Regions from separate parts of the Mus musculus genome. Here region 2 is linked to region 1. Evidence: chromatin loops called from intact Hi-C (ENCODE). Cell type or tissue: gastrocnemius. All regions are shown on one strand. Each heading gives the region's core, and the rest is flanking DNA. Links, peaks and the distances in the headings are about the cores only.

The links. A loop is a pair of places that touch in the nucleus more often than their neighbours do. Peaks named below come from ENCODE experiments on the same cell type or tissue, not always from the same donor. Only the 100,000 strongest peaks of a DNase experiment are listed, where the experiment ranks them.
Region 2: a loop joins it to region 1, with 8 times the contacts of the local background. A loop is called at or near these places in 3 of 42 quality-filtered maps.

What each region holds. Positions count from the first base shown.
Region 1 is chr8:24,390,598-24,398,938 of GRCm38, reverse strand. It overlaps Gm30633 (a long non-coding RNA gene), which reads right to left. Exons shown (of 3, transcript XR_378810.2): 3 at 7,872-8,341. Among named protein-coding and RNA genes, the nearest start is that of Gm30633, 13 kb to the right of the region's middle. In gastrocnemius, for the core only: a CTCF peak has its summit at 3,930 (motif pointing left); a DNase peak (open chromatin) is centred at 3,922; H3K27ac peaks cover 1,291 bases.
Region 2 is chr8:24,597,562-24,605,902 of GRCm38, reverse strand. It overlaps Adam18 (a disintegrin and metallopeptidase domain 18), which reads left to right. Exons shown (of 20, transcript NM_010084.2): 20 at 3,518-3,657. Among named protein-coding and RNA genes, the nearest start is that of Ido1, 4.8 kb to the right of the region's middle. In gastrocnemius, for the core only: CTCF peaks have their summits at 367 (motif pointing right) and 4,466; a DNase peak (open chromatin) is centred at 347; H3K27ac peaks cover 811 bases.

The DNA.
Region 1 (8,341 bases), core at 124-8,123:
TAAACCACCTAAAACTGGAAGAAGAAATAAACTCAACATAAACCCCAGAACACGACTGTAGACCATTCCTCAGACAATGCCAAGATCTAGAGATACTCAGTCTAGCCCAACAGGAAGACAAATAGTCGATACTGCTTACTACAGAGCACTATCGAGATGGTTAGGAATCCCATAAGGCCTTTATTTGTTTTCCCAAACAATCCTATTCCCTGACATATGTGGTTACAGATTTTGTTCACATTTTGCGGCTGGAACCCTCTTGATAAACAGCCCTTCTAGGGATGTGGTTGCAGACAAGTAAAAGGGAACTCACCATCTAAGTGCTCCCTGAAGGGACTCACCATCTGAGTGCTCCCTGAAGAAAATCTCCTGGCTTTGTGCCCCAAAGCTGGTAACAGAGATTAGGCTATTTTTAGATAGGTGAAAAATTTGCCTGGTTACACAATCGGCTTCCTTACAGCCATTAAGAGAGAGAATTAATAATCAGAGCTGTGGGCAAGGACAGGCAGATGTATTCCCTGTCAGAGAACTCTGGCTTTTTAAAGGAGTTTATACTCCCATGAAAGCTGGGTAGATGCTTGGTGTGCATGGCAGCTCTCTTTCAAAGACATGCCTGTGAACGGTGGCTATAGAAGTTACTTCCAACAAACCCTTTATAAACTAAGTGCACAGAAAACTTGGAACAAAAGCATTTTGCATACTCAAAATTATCTATGTCAGAAGTCACATAGACTATACCCAATTGCATGCATTCATGCACGTGCAAGCCCCTCCCCCACCTTAGCACATAGTCTTTCATGTCTGTGCATGTGAGCATATTCCTGTTTGCCTGGCAGGAGACATTACCATCCAATACCACTTTTTTTTTTTTTTTTTTTTTTTTGGCAACCATAGAAACTGTATTAGGCTATTGCCTCACCTTAGCATCAATAACTTTAGCAACTTAGACTATATGCATCCTATAAGAGAAGAGAGGGAGGGAGAGAGCACGTGTGCCTGAGTCAGATTCAAGTGTGCAACTTCTATTTCTGACTTCACTAGCTCTCCTCAGGTCCCCTGTAAGCAAAAGGATGTTATCAGAGCCATTTGGTCCCAAACACAACACCAACCTACCAAACAAGACCAGAAAGAGTTTTTAATGCTACACTCAAAATCATCACGTTGTTAAGTGTGGTCCAGTGTGAAGAGGAGGGTATTCATACAAAATCCAGAGTCAGAAAAGGTAGGAGGAAGCCCGCTCTCCTGGGCTCAGTTCTCTACTCTTTTCTTCAACCAGTAGTTCTGGACCTTCCTAGCACTGAGACCCTTTAGTACAGTACTTCATGCCATGGTGATCTCCCCCAACCATACAATTATTTCGTAACTAATTTTGCTACTGTTAGCGACCCACAGGTTGAGAACCGCTGAATGTTTCTGTCTAGCGTTTTTTTCCTCCTGTATCTTCATTTGTCTTGATCCAATTTTTGGCTCTTCTGAGGGGGTCTCTCTGAGACCTCCATCTCGCTGTTTTCTCTTTCCCACACCACACAAACTGACCAGCACGTTGTCGCTGACCGGGTGATGGTGGTCGGTGACTTTGGTTGGTTGTTTGGAGACAAAGTCTCACAGTTAATTGCAGGCTATGATCCCCGTGCTCCTCGAGTGCTGCGGTTGGTTATTTTGTAGCTTCTTAGAGCGTACACCTGGCTCCCCCGCCTCCCCCCGCCCCCGCCCCCTTCCTTGAACTTTGATTGTCAACAATCCTGAACAGCACCAGTTCCCTGAACACACTGTGACACTGTCACTCCGATGCGGTTGCCTAACCTTTTCCTCTACTTCTGGCACGCTCTGTCCCGAAACTTAACCAGGGGGGGTTGCGCCTGTCTCTGCTGACCTGCAGATCACCTTCTTCCAGTCTCTGTTCCAGGCAAGCCCCTATCGCGTCTCCCACCACTACTCTTCTCTTGCAATGGTCAGTGTTTTCTATTTATTTTTTTCCCCAAAGCTGGAAACCATAAAACATAACTTATGCAGCCATGATATCAAGTGCTGGGTACAATGTTACGCATAAGAGAGGTGCAGTGATTGCTGAAAGAATAAAAAGTTAGACGTGGGGTGTTAGCATTTCCTCTAAGCTCCGTCCAACAGTTACCTTCCTCCTCCTCCTCCTCCTCCTCCTCCTTCCTCCCTCTCCTCTCTCTCTTCATTTTCTTCCTCTCTCCCCACGTGTTTTCAGCCAGTCTCTTTCCTTTTTTTCTCTCTCCTCTCTCTTTCTGTCCTTCTCTGTCCCCTTTTCGTTCCCTGCCTCTATTCCCTTCCCATGTCCCAAATTAATTTCATTTTATACTAGACCTGTCGTGTGGCTGATACCAGGGCTGGGGGTGGGGGGTGGTTTACCTCAGCATGGGCCCGCAAAGGCACCCCCTTCTGCCACATCACACTGGCATTTCGTGTAGAGAGACACATTAACTCTCATGAGCTGGACTCTGCTCCCGATTCCTTACATAAAACTTGCTATGTTATCATACTTTCCACGCGCATGACCCCCATCTCAACACAGACAGGGCTTGGACTTAGCCCCGCCCCCCGTCATTTATCTCTCTTTCTTGCTCCTAAAACACGGAAGCACTCACTGTATTCATTCCTTCCCTGCAGAAAGTCATCGCCACAGCCTCATCCTGTCAAACCCCACAGCCTTGCGGCTGCTGACAGAGCTACTGGCCACTTTCCCCACCAAAGGGTGCTTTGCCATGAAAGACAGAGGAGACTGCCAGCCCTCGAGAAAGATGGAGAATGGGATGGGAGATTGTAGGGGAGCGGAGAAAAGCCCACACAGATGAGGCAGAGTGAGCGCCACATCCCCTTGTTCAAGGACACATGGACACTGTCCAGCTCAGCACTGCCGAGGCAGTGCAGGCTACCCCATAATCAACACAGCAATTCTAAACCCCTTTAAACAGTATCTTTACTCTAGTGAAGTTTTATTTATTTCCTCTAAATACTGGCTCCTCAAAAACACAACGACTCAACCACCTAAGTAAATAAATAAAAGCTAGCCACCATGGCTGTAGCCCCATCATCCTAGCAAACAAAACAGACCACCACATCAACAAAAGGCTCAAAATAAATGCAAGCCTCCTTGGGTCATTTAAGCCAACTCACTAATCAAAAAGTTTAAGTAATGTCCTCACATATTTATAGAGCTGAGCTGGCCACCACCACTGAGTCACCCTGGAACCATATGCGTAATAGACTTGAGTAGAAATTGATAATAGTATTTAGGCCACAAAGATCCAGGCGTCTACAGACACACCCACATGCTGAAGCACGTCTTCAACACAGTCAACCACTTACTGATTTTTTTTTTCAGTAGGTGCCTATAAATTATATGTAGCTGATAGCTACATCCCCATTACATATCAAAGATTTAGTGAACCACCATAATTCATCAATCTAGTAGACTGTTGGGCCCATAAAGGTTCTTAGAAAACACATACTGCAACCTGTAATTCTACAAACTGAGACTAAAAAAAGCTGGTTCATTATCCCCAGTCACTCAAAGGGTAGCTAGAATTAATTCAGGTCTTCTTAAGGAGTCTTATGTCAGTAGATTTTCATAATGCATACACCAAAGCCCATAGAATGCTAAGCAGAATGTGCATACATGTACAAATAGAACTACTAACTGTAAAATAAGCTGAAATAATAACTGTAAGTACAATTCAATTAATTGCACAACCCAAACAGAACAACCTTTTGGCCAGTGTTTTAGTCAGTTCAATCCCGTGTTTCCTGAGACTCTCATCTTCTACCCAATTCATTTGCCGTGCATGGTTCTTCTAATTATTGCTTGAAAAGGCAAAAGGTGAAAACTTGTATTAGTGATGGCCCAGTAGGGCATAGGGAATGGGCTGGCCTTTGGCAATGGGATGGAAAGAGCGCCCTCTTGTGTTGCCTCAATGGAATAGATTCTTTGGCCTTCAAATCCCTCTTGTGCTAGCTAGGGGTCAAAAGACAAATATCCATCCATTCACTAATGGCTCTGCAAGCTGCATGTATGTACTAAGGATAGGCCAAAGCCAAGTATGAATATCTACTCTGCATATTTTATTCCCAATTTTGGTGTATTCATCATCATACACAGGAACCCAATTTAAGAATAAAAACAGGAGAAACGGGCTGGTGAGAAGGCACGGGCTGGTGAGAAGGCATGGGCTGCTGAGAAGGCAGGCTCTGGCAGGGGAAAGGGATTGCCGCCAAGTCTGATGACCCAGGTTTGATTCCCTCAGAACCATACGGTGGAATGAGAGGACAAATTTTTACAAGTTGTCTTCTGACCTCCACACACTGAAGTGAATGTGTGTGTGTGTGTGTACCTCTAACTGGGCAGGGGGCGGGGGGATATGGAAGGAGACAGAGGGAAGAGGCATTCGTAACAGTAATGATATTTGAACAAGTCACAGGGAAATACTGTTTTAGCTTACACACACACACACACACACACACACACACACACACACACACACACACAGTGTGCTAATTTTCCAAGCCCCGTAGACTAATAAAATTCCCAGGGCCAGGTATGGGAAGCCTTTCTTTAAGTTGTTGGTCAGTGTTCAGGTTTGCTTTCTATTGCTGTGATAAAAAACATTTGAACCAAAAGCAACTTGGGGAGGAGAGGTTTTATCATCTTACAACTCCCAGGTCACGGACCATCACTGAGGGAAGTCAGGGCGGAGCTCAAGACGAAATCTGGAGACTGGGACTTGAGTAGAGACCATGGAGGAATGTTGCTTACTGATTTGCTTCTAGCAGTTTGCCCAGGATGGTCTCTTATAGAATCCAGATCATCTGCTGGGTGGGGGGCACCTCCCACCATGATTGAGCCCTCCATCATCTGTCTAGGAAATGTGCCCCAGACATGCCCCCCTAGGCTAATCCAATGGAGGCAATTTCTCAACTGAGTTTCCCCTTTCACAGATAACCCTATCTTGTGTCAAGTAAGGGGTAGGGATGTGGGAGGAGGATTTAGTAGCACAGGAAGAGGAGTCCAAGAAATGTCCAAACGACATAGGCTTTGGTTGTCTAAAAAAGGAAAAGAAAAATTGAAAGACTGGCCTCATTGTGAAAGACACCACAAAATTTGGACACAGTACTTGGTAGCATTAAGCTGAAACTTATCTGAAATCCTCCTCCCTGAGGACTAGCTCTTATCGGATCTGAAATTGCTGTGCAAGTAGCCAAGGGAGAAAAGCAATTAATAGCTGTGCCCTGCTGTAGAGCTTATGAGCCACAACAATGAGCAGCACAGCAAGCTATCCTCAAGGGTGCAGTAGTGGCACTTACATCTTGGGGATAACCAACAGCTCTTTTATTGGACTAAAGGGCACTTCAGTAAGAGGGAATTTGTGCCTAGTGCTGTTAAACTGGCCTAACTACTTGTGTTTAGGGAATTCTTGCACCCTAGAGGACCTTAGGGGAGAAGGTTGCTACTACAACTGGTATACGTTCTCATTGTATTCTAAATGTCTTTCCTCATGCTCGCAGATAAGAGCTTCTTTTCAGAGACACCATTATAGAAATCCGCAGCTGGTCAATGTGTGGAGATCAACTTTCTGTGGGGTGTCCAGCCTCCTCGGACACAATTACAACACAGCTCTCTCTCATGTACCAATGGCTCAGAGAACATCGTCAATGTGGGGATGGAGACACTGTAAGAGCCAGAGGACCAGGATGTATGCTGGGCAATAGTGGCTTCCATGTATGACAGAGATGCTGCACCCATGAAAATTTAACAGTATTGTTTAAACAAGGTCTGAAAAATGACAAATAAATTGGTAAACTAACATGGATGGGGAAGTATCACAAGGCTCCATTCCCATTGTCCACCTTACTTACTGTCTATAGTATGCTGATCACAAAATACCAGGTAACAGATTCAATAAGTGGTATGTATAGTATAATATATATTCTATTATATAATATTACATACCATACTATATATTGATATATTATATAGTGTATAACAACATTATATATTATATTAATTATATGTTATATGATATAAGAGACACATTATACATTATATCATATATCATACATTATATAGTATAGAAATATATGTCAATATATAATATAAATATATAACATAGTATTATATAACTATCTATATGAAATATATAATATTATTATATACTCCTATATTATAACATATTATATATATATAGTAAGTGGGTCTCAGAGTTATGGCTGTCTATACAAATGCATGTATACACTGATGAATTTGCCATCACAAAACATTGAAACTTTATAAATATAATTTTCTTTACTTTAACTTATGTGAATATATGATGTAATTGCACTCACACTGATTATTGGAATAAGCAAAGAATAAATTAAGCATAATAGTCCTCAGCATGACTTTGAACAGCACCATGGGAAAACAAGGTACAGCACAGACTGCCCGAGTTAGTACAAGAGTTTCTCTTATACGACGTCCAAGCACTTCTGTCCAAGAAAGCTGTGCACTCTTCCAGGCACCAGGAGGGCTCACTGTTCCATTCCCATAATCCTTAGTGACTCCAGAAGTCCCCACCCTTATTTAAATGTCATGTGTTTTATTGGAAACTTGTTCTCTCTGCTGTGTGTATGTGTGTGTTTGGTGTATTGTATAGACTGTGGTGTTTGTGGTGGGTACACATTAATGTGTGGGTGAGCATGCAAGAAATGATGCCAAAAGAGGACTTTTGGTGTCTTTTTTTTTTAATTGTTCTTTGCCTTTTTTGTTTGAGACAAGGTCACCTATAGAACAGAACACTGTGCTCTTGGCTAGGTTGTCTGGCCAAGGAGTTCTCCCGACCTGTCTCTGTCACCCAATTCTGGGGTTAGAGGTACGTGCAGCCACGCCAAACTTTTTAAGTGAATGCTGGGAGTTTGAACTTAGATCCTCTTTTTCAGAGAACTGAGCCATTCCCCAACTCTTAACCTGCTGTCTTTGTTTGTTAGTTGTTTTTTTGTTCTTTTGAGACAAGGCTTCCCTGTGTAGCCCTGGCTGTCCTGGAACTCACTCTGTAGACCAGGTTGGCCTCAAACACAGAGATGATCTGCCTCTGCTGGGATTCAAGATGAGTACCACCACTGCCTGGTGTAGAGTTCTACTTTCATATTAATAAATTTATTAATAAATATTTTAATACAGAAGCAAGTTTTGTTGCTACACAAAGAAGAATGCTCACAGAATTCATTTACAGGTAATTACTTTATAAGAATAAAGAACTGTCAACATGTCTACATGGCTAATTTGACAACAGATCCAAATGAAGAGCTGGACCCTTCCCTTGCCATAGTGCCATTCTCAATTTCACAAAGCTCTTGGCCCAATCAGACACACTGGGAATTTGAGGATGACGTCTCATTATCTTATTGAAACTACAGAAGACAGACTGGAGCTTCAGAGCCCAGAGAGCTCTCTGTGGGGCAACACTGAGTTGCTCTCCCTGCATTGGCCTTGGGCTATTTATTGATGTAATGACAAGCATGCATTTGTGCCCAAAGCAGGAATAACAGATTAGCTTCCCATAGCCAGCACGAACTACGTGAGCTGGAGAAAGGGGGACTTAGGAGAAGCAACAGTGGAATTTTGTAAATAGAATAGGCACCTTAAACATATTTTTATGTTTTTATCTCTAGAGAACATCTGAACCCAGACTCAATGAATGCTGGTTGCTTCCATTTTCCTTTGGGGAGGGAAGTCTTCCTTCCTCCCTCCCTCCCACCCTCCCTCCCTCCCTCCCTCCCTCCCTTCCTTCCTTCCTTTCTACTTTCTTAATAATATAATATAAAATGCAAAATAAAATGATGTAAGCTCAGTTATTACTTTCTGAGCTGCCTTTTTTAAAAAATCTCAGTAGTTGTCACCTTTACCCTTATTAACCACTTTTTATTTTATTATTAAATCAGCCAGTGCTGAGAACAGACACCAGGTTGCATGCAAGTTAAACATGTGCTCTGCCACTGAGCTACACACCAGGCCCCATGAGGTCCAGTTTCAGAACCATGGGAATGTCAAGGGAACATAAAAATAACCCAGACCTTTGTGTGATGTTCTGCAGAAACTTAAAATGGACTCAAATACACCATCCAACGTGACCTCATCCATCCAGTGGACACTATTGCTTTTCTGTTCTATTCTCAGCTGTTGGGATGGTCCTTCCCCATTGTCCCTCAGGGAAGCCATATCCTGCTCCCATCATTAGGAATTTGCTCTTCTGTCAGGAATAATTCTGGGCTTTTAATTCAGTTTCTATGCTCCACACCACTTTCCATCTCTCTCCAGTGTCTTGAGTTCTCTTTCTACTATGTT
Region 2 (8,341 bases), core at 106-8,105, 210 kb before region 1:
CATAGCACGTGTTGCCTTTTGAGGCTGTTTTTCCCAAAGCCACCAGTTGGTTCCGTTGCCACTCTTTCACGTGCCGCAGAAAATCCTGCCCGGGCCCTCTCTGGAACCGCATATGGTGCTGGAGCAACCAGTCCCCTGTGACTCGCCCCTCTCCGACCCGGGGGTTAGATGTGTTGATCTGAAGAGCCCTATGAAGGTGCCACACATCATGGAATGCACATCCTACACATCCATGATGTTCCTGGCCACATAGTAGTCCCCTGAGTACTAGTCCAGTAGTTCACAGTGAAATCACCCTTCCTACATCTTTTGTTGATCAGCTTCAGCAACTTAAAATGTCCAATTGCACTGTTTGAATTGGCCACAAGATGGCACTGTACATTTATTGTAACAAAAAGAACCAAGCACCTTTATTTATGGCTTAGCCTGGCAGAGTCCCATTCCTTGATAGCAAAGCTTCTCTTTTGGTTTCTATTTAAGGCTAAGAAATACTATATTTTTTTTCCATTTTTTATTAGGTATTTAGCTCATTTACATTTCCAATGCTATACCAAAAGTCCCCCATACCCACCCACCCCCACTCCCCTACCCACCCACTCCCCCTTTTTGGCCCTGGCGTTCCCCTGTACTGGGGCATATAAAGTCTGCGTGTCCAATGGGCCTCTCTTTCCAGTGATGGCCGACTAGGCCATCTTTTGATACATATGCAGCTAGAGTCAAGAGTTCCGGAGTACTGGTTAGTTCATAATGTTGTTCCACCTATAGGGTTGCAGATCCCTTTAGCTCCTTGGGTACATTCTCTAGCTCCTCCATTGGGAGTCCTGTGATCCATCCATTAGCTGACTGTGAGCATCCACTTCTGTGTTTGCTAGGCCCCGGCATAGTCTCACAAGAGACAGCTACATCTGGGTCCTTTCGATAAAATCTTGCTAGTGTATGCAATGGTGTCAGCGTTTGGATGCTGATTATGGGGTGGATCCCTGGATATGGCGGTCTCTACATGGTCCATCCTTTCATCTCAAGGCTAAGAAATACTATATTTTAATTTTTTGTATGCAGATATTGCATACACAAAGTGTGGATGGACAATTTATGCAGCGAAGTTACAAAGTACAAAGTTGAAATGTTTAATTCTATTATTAAATATGTATACGAGAGTATTCATGTATGTGTGTGTATCTGTGTATGTGCCTGTGTGTTTCTGTTTTTGTGTGTATGCATGTTCCTATTGCTATGATAAAACAACTTCACTATAGGCAACTTGGGAAGGAAGGATTTGCTTTTGCTAACAGTTCCATATCACAGTGCATCATGGAGGGAGGGCAGGGCAGGAACCTGGAGGCAGGAACTGAAGCAGAGGCCGCGGACTGGGCCCTGCACCATCAATCACTAATCTAGAAAATATATCACGGGCTTGTCCAGAAGCTAATTTGGTGGGAGCATTTTCTCAATTGACATCCCCATTAGCTTGTGTCAAGTTGACATAAAACCAGACAGCACAGTGCACGTGATTGTGTGTGTGAGTCTGTGTGAGCGCGCTTGCACCTGTGTGTGAGTGTGTGTGAGAGAGTGAGTATACGTGTGTGAGTGTGTGTTTGTTGTGTTTGTGCGTGTGAGTGTGTGTGAGCGTCTCTGTGAGTGTGCATGCACGTGTTTATGAGAGAGTTACTATGTGAGTGTGTGTTTGTGTGAGAGTGAGTATGTGTGTCTGTGTTTGAGTTTGTGTGAGTGTGTGTGTGTGTGACTTTGAGTGAGTGTGTATGAGTGTGAGTTTGTGTATGTATATATATGTGTGTGTGTGTGTATGATATGTGATGTGTGTGTGTGTGTGTGTGTGTGTGTGTGTGTGTGTGTGTGTGTGTGTGTAGGCTGAGGTCTGTATCAAGTACCTTCTAGTATTCTCTGTCTTATTTTCTCAGACAGGGTTTCTTATAGAACCTGGTTCTTGTGACTTACTTAGACCGGCTGGCCACTCTATGCTAGTGATCTTCCTGGCTACAGATCCCAGTACTGAGATGTCAGGTGCTCCTACCATACATATGGGCATTCTTATGTGGCTGCTGAGGGCTCGGCTCACCTCCCCATGCTTGCACTACAAGTACGTTGCTCACTGAACCACGGCCACGGTCCCGGTTTTAAGGTGGACAGCCCCACAGCACGCACCACACCCACGCTCAAGCCCCTCCCGCATTGCACCTTCCTAGCAGCAGGACCCGAGGACCTCAGTTGACTCTGCCCCTTGGTAAGCTTGCTTTCTGCTCCTTTGCTTTTTACATGCGAGCCGCCCCGGTGCTGCAAAGTGCCACGTCAGTGTTTCCATGTCCCCGATGCTGGCATCGCTGAGTCTTTTCTTGATTTGATGGGCTTCTGGCGAGGCAGGAGCTGCTGTTCACACACACACAGCGGTGCTAGCTGCACAGAGCAAAGCAACTGATGGACACAGCTCAACTGTCACCCAAGAGCAGCGAAGACAGTCAACCCTATACTTTGGTCACGATCACAGCAAAACTCGTTCTCTGGAAAGGAGCAATTGAAAACTCGAAACTGTCGTCGGAACTCAAACTTCCAACCTGAGCTACTGAATGGAAGTTCTTTCCTTGCTAACCTCTGTTCCTCAACCTTCCTAATGCTGTGGCCCTTTGAGTACAGTCCCTCTTGTTGTGGTAATCCCTAATCATAAAATTATTTTTGTTGCTACTTCATAAATGTAATTTTTGCTACTTTCATGAATTGTAGTGTAAATATCTGTGTTTTCTGATGGTCTTAAGCAACCCCTGTGAAGGGGGCGTGACCCACAGGTGGAGGATCAGTGCTCTTCTCACTTGTGGACTCTATATTAATACACACACATACACACACATACACACACACACATACATACACACACGCATACACACACACATACATACACACACGCATACACACACACATACACACACACGCGCGCATACACACACATACACACACACATGCACCCACATACACACACACACATACACACACACATACACACACATACACACACACACACACACACACACACACACACACACACGCATACACATACACAGGCACACGCACACATCACTTAGTTTCCTTAAACCACGACTTTACCCCTAAGAAAGTAAAAGTTAAACTGAGCAGACCAGGACGTTCACACTTATAACCCCAGGATTTAGATGGAGGCAGAAACAAGAAGTTGCAGCTTCATAAAATCCACCAGTCTTTCAAACAAACAAAAGGAAGAAAGAAAGAAAAGAAAAGATTCAAACGTAGAAAAAGAAATGTGTCCTTGTTGTCTCTTGGCCATAATCTGTTTGCCCAAAATGTAGATTCTAATAAATAACTAGATAAAAACGTACATGTTCTCTCTCTCTCTTTTGCACTTCTTGGACAGTTCCCTAGAATTAAGCTGGTTGGTCAGGGGTTAATTTTTCATGTTTGTGTTAGGTGGGAACCCAGCATCAGGCCTGGCTCCTGACCCAGTTGTGAATCTTTCCTTTCCTCTTTGTTCCAGCCATTCATTGCACCAGAAATCGGCCAAGGAAGCTAGCAGTTGATGGACCCAAGGAGGAAGTGTGTGTTCTAACCGCTCTGTTACCGGTGGATACACTTTAAATCTCAGACTTTTGGAAAATAAAACTGATATATGCACGAGTGAGGCTCTTATGTGTCTCTTCCAAGGCCGTGGATGGCAGGTGACATGGAGTGGGTCAGGGTGGCTGGTGGCAACATCCCAAGTCCTCCCTACTGCAAAATCCTAGATCCACAGATCCAGGCCGGAACAGTTTAATGTTTTTAAGAGGGACAAAGTTGGGGGAAGAGTTGGGAGTGAAAACCAATTAGAGTTTGTACTATAGGAAGAGAGAAAGGGCATGGGTTAAGTCCAAAGGTGGCCATGGGTCCAAAGATAATAACTCTTTAGTGGGATCTTCTAGAACAAGGGAAAGAGAAGGCAGCCACAAGAGCAGCGAGAGAAGGGGGAGGGGGAGGGCATGTAGACAAGTGCACAGGGCAACGGTGTCGGTTACATTACGGGCAACATGGGATCTCACATAGAATGGAAAGCCCCACCCAACCTCAACTACCAAACCCAAGTCAGAACAAGTGAGTGGCATCAGTAGACGTCTACTCAATAATGAAATACGGTCATTTCGAAACATTTCCAGAAAGATTGCTGTAGACCCAAATAGCATCAAAGATAAGTTCTAACCAACATCAAAGGGGAAGTTGATACCAATTCAACAAAAATTCTTCCAGGAAACGAAGATCATTATGCCCACCCACCCCTGCCCCCAATAATAAAGAGCATCACATGGTAAACAAAAACTTTCTGCAGAATTTCTGCTAACAAGACTTTGGCAAAGAGAAAAACTTAGGATCTGTGAACACCAAATCCAGGTCGCCAGAACTCAGATGGACCTGGCTTCATAGCACAGGGCAATTAGGGAGCCTGTGAACCTTAGGGAACTTCAGAGGCACCAGGGGGAGCGTGTGAGTGCTGTCCACAGGCCATATAACCTTTCCAACTGTTTTACCCTCCTCCTCCTCCTCCTCCTCCTTCTCCTCCTCCTCCTCCTCTTCTTCTTCTCCTCCTCCTCCTCCTTCTTCTTCTTCCTCTTCTTCTTCTTCTCCTCTTCTTCTCCTCCTCCTCCTCCTCCTCCTTCTTCTCCTCCTTCTCCTCCTCCTCCTCCTCCTCTTCTTCTTCTCCTTCTCTTCCTTCTTCTCCTCTTCTTCTCCTCCTCCTCCTCCTCCTCCTCTTCTTCTTCTCCTCTTCCTTCTCCTCCTCCTCCTCCTCCTCCTCCTCCTCCTCCTCCTCCTCCTTTTCCTCCTTCTCCTTCTTCTCCTCCTCCTCCTTCTTCTTATTTAACATTTTCCAAGTTATCCATTCTACTCAGAATTTTGTTTATGTTTCTTGGAACAATGCTGTGCAGTTGTGTGAACGTGCCTGTCATTTTTCTCTCCCCTGCTCCCAGCCCCTGAGCACCTTTTAAGGTCATCTTTTGCTACATAGAGAGTGCAAGGCTAACCTTGGCTAGAACACTGTTTCAAACAAAAATAAAAGCATATGTCCTTATATCTGTTTGTTGGCATGGCCAAGTATCTAGACACGGACCGAGCATGGCTTCAATTCTACAGTTTCATGCCAGTGTTATGAATGTAGTCCCTCAACTTAGTGGTCCCCAGTGATTCTTCATATTCTCTGCCATCGAATTTCATATGACCCTGTGCATCGAGGACACACAAAATACAAAACAAGGTCTAAAACTTCACTTGCTTGAGGCCTAGGGAGAATACTTTGTGAATAAGACATTCGCAACACAAATGGGAGAACCAGAAATTAGACACCCAGCACCAAGAATAAATCATGTTGCCGAGGCTGGCCTTGAACTTTCATCGATCCCCCATTCTCCCAGCCTCCCCAGCTCTGGAATTAAGACTAGTGCCAGTGTAACCAGGGGCCCTTTCTTGACCACACTAAGAAGTTCATGGGATCCATCTCATACCGAAATCACATCATTTCTCCACGAACCACAGACTGATTTGTGGGCAGAGCAAGGCGTGCTTATGGCCAGCATTGGTGTCCTGCGACTTGGCCAGCAATGATGTCCTGTGACCCATGGTAGCAGGTCAGGGGTTGTGTTTGAACACTTTGTAAGCAGCCTGCTGCCTCGAAGTTACAGACCATGCAGAACAATTGCTGGTCTTTCCAGGTTTAATGAAAGAACTAAGAAAAACAGCAGCGAAGAAATGAATTAACTTTTTTTTTCCAAATTTTCTTTTGAAACAGTCTTACAGTGTAATTCAGGTTATCCTCGAATTTGCCACCCTCCTGCCTCAGTCTCCCAAGTGTTGCAATTATAAGCATTTCCTGCCAAAGTCGGCTTGACTATTTTTTTTTAAGAGGAAAGATTGGAAGGGAAAAATGATATCTGTCTTGGTTTCTACCAGGATATGTGTTGTTCGTGTTGTCACAAAATCTTTAGAACTGCTAAAATCTAACACAGTTTGGCTCATAACTAATTATGAGTAGAATTTCTCCCCCTCTAAGGTGGATGCTTTATCACTGTGCTGTTTCCCAAGGTTTCTGAGCTTGGTGGTAAAAGCCTGGGGGATACCAGACATTCTGCCAAAAATTACATTAGTTTCTAAACTCACTCCCCTCCTAACTGCCAACTGGACAGAGTCTGGAGTCACCTAGGAGCCAAGCTTCCAAGCACACTCCCAAGGGATTATCTAGGTTAAGGTCAGCCTCGGAAGGGCACTGTAGTGTAAAGGATTGCTTTGACTGTGTTAATTGATGTGGGAAGATCCATTTTTGACTGTGGTCACTACTGTTGCCAGGGCAGGGCCCTGAGCTGTGCAAGACAGAGAAAGCTTTCTAGCTCACGATGAGGTCACGGGGAAGAGGTCAAGAGCAAGAAGGGGACCGTGTACGAGAGCACGGGATTGAGATGTTCTCCAGGAACCAGGTATCAGCAACACTCAGCAGGCAAAGCGCTGAGAACAACGTAGTTTCAGAAACCAAGAAGACAGGATAGGAAGACTGTAGTTTCAGATGTACGAAAAGGGGCAGGTCTTGGAGGATGTGACGTAAAACAGGACGAAGTATCTAAAGCATGTATGTGTGACATCATAGGTGGTCTGGAGGCACCTGGGTAAGCAGGCTGCAACTGGCTTTACGAACATGGCTCTTTGGAGCTGCTCCTGAGATTTTACCCAAGTCAGAATCTTCTAGAACTTCTTTCCCGTGTTTAGAAAGAGCACATTTTTCACTTGTCTTTGTTGTGTTAGAATCTTTGCTTTCTAGTAGAAAAGACAGGACCCCATGTACATGCCTTGCCCTATGTCATCCTTTGAGGATACAATAAAACTTTACGGCCCCACTTTTCACTTGGTTCCAAATCAATCAGCCCCATCTGTCACTCAGTTTACAAAGGCTTGACTCATTGCACCCTCTCTGCTGGGTTATTTTTGGTTTCGATTTTCCCTGCCATTGTTTTTTATAAGGAGCACATATTCTTGGAAACCTGACTGTTCAAAGAAAAGCCATCATAAACTAACAATGTCAGAGCTGCTCTAGACCTGTTCCAGAGCCATGGTTCATTAATTTGCTTCAAGAGCTAATGGTCTGTTTGATAAGCCTGCACATTGTCTTTTAATGTGCTATACGATTTTTTTAACCCTTTCTGGTCATCAAAAGGGATGATGTGGTTTCTGGTTTGGTTCGGTATTTCACAAGAACAAGTCATGGCTCTACAGAGCGAGACACTTTCTTTTATATATATATAAAAATATATATATTTTATTACGTATTTTCCTCAATTACATTTCCAATGCTATCCCAACAGTCCCCCACACCCTCCCCCCCACTCCCCTACCCACCCATTACCACTTTTTGGCCCTGGCGTTCCCCTGTACTGGGGCATATAAAGTTTGCCTGTCCAATGGGCCTCTCTTTCCAGTGATGGCTGACTAGGCCATCTTTTGATACATATGCAGCTAAAGTCAAGAGCTCCGGGGTACTGGTTAGTTCATAATGTTGTTGCACCTACAGGGTTGCAGATCTCTTTAGCTCCTTGGATACTTTCTCTAGCTCATCCATTGGGAGCCCTGTGATCCATCCAATAGCTGACTGTGAGCATCCACTTATGTGTTTGCTAGGCCCCGGCCTAGTCTCACAAGAGACAGCTATATCAGGGTCCTTTCAGCAAATGCTTGCTAGTGTATGCAATGGTGTCATCGTTTGGAGACTAATTATGGGATGGATCCCTGGATATGGCAGTCTCTAGATGGTCCATCCTTTTGTCTCACCTCCAAACTTTGTCTCTGTAACTCCTTTTATGGGTGATTGTTTCCAATTCTAAGAAGGGGCAAAGTGTCCACACTTTGGTCTTCGTTCTTCTTCAGTTTCATGTGTTTTACAAATTGGCGAGGCACTTTCTTAAAATTAATTAATTAATTAATTAATTAATTAAAAACCCATACAAAACAAAACAACAACAAACCCAAAATCCATTTCATCAAAGTGGACATAAACTTAGGAGTTCTCTGTACACCTTTACCAGAGTCTCAATTTTGTATTGCAAGGAATGTTTTTAGTTATTTGACGCTGCTCTTTACTTTTGAACACATTAGAGAATCTCCAGGTGGGCAGGGCTGAGAGCTTGTCAGGAGTCGGTCCCTGGCAGCCAGATAGAGTAGGAAAGGTGGACCACCTTCCAAGATATGGCTTACAAATCATGTGAAGAAGTGAACCCTCCATTAGCCTTAGCACAGACAAGAACCTAGGGAAGAAAACTAGGGGGAAGGGTCTGGTGATGATCCCCCTCTGTGCTAC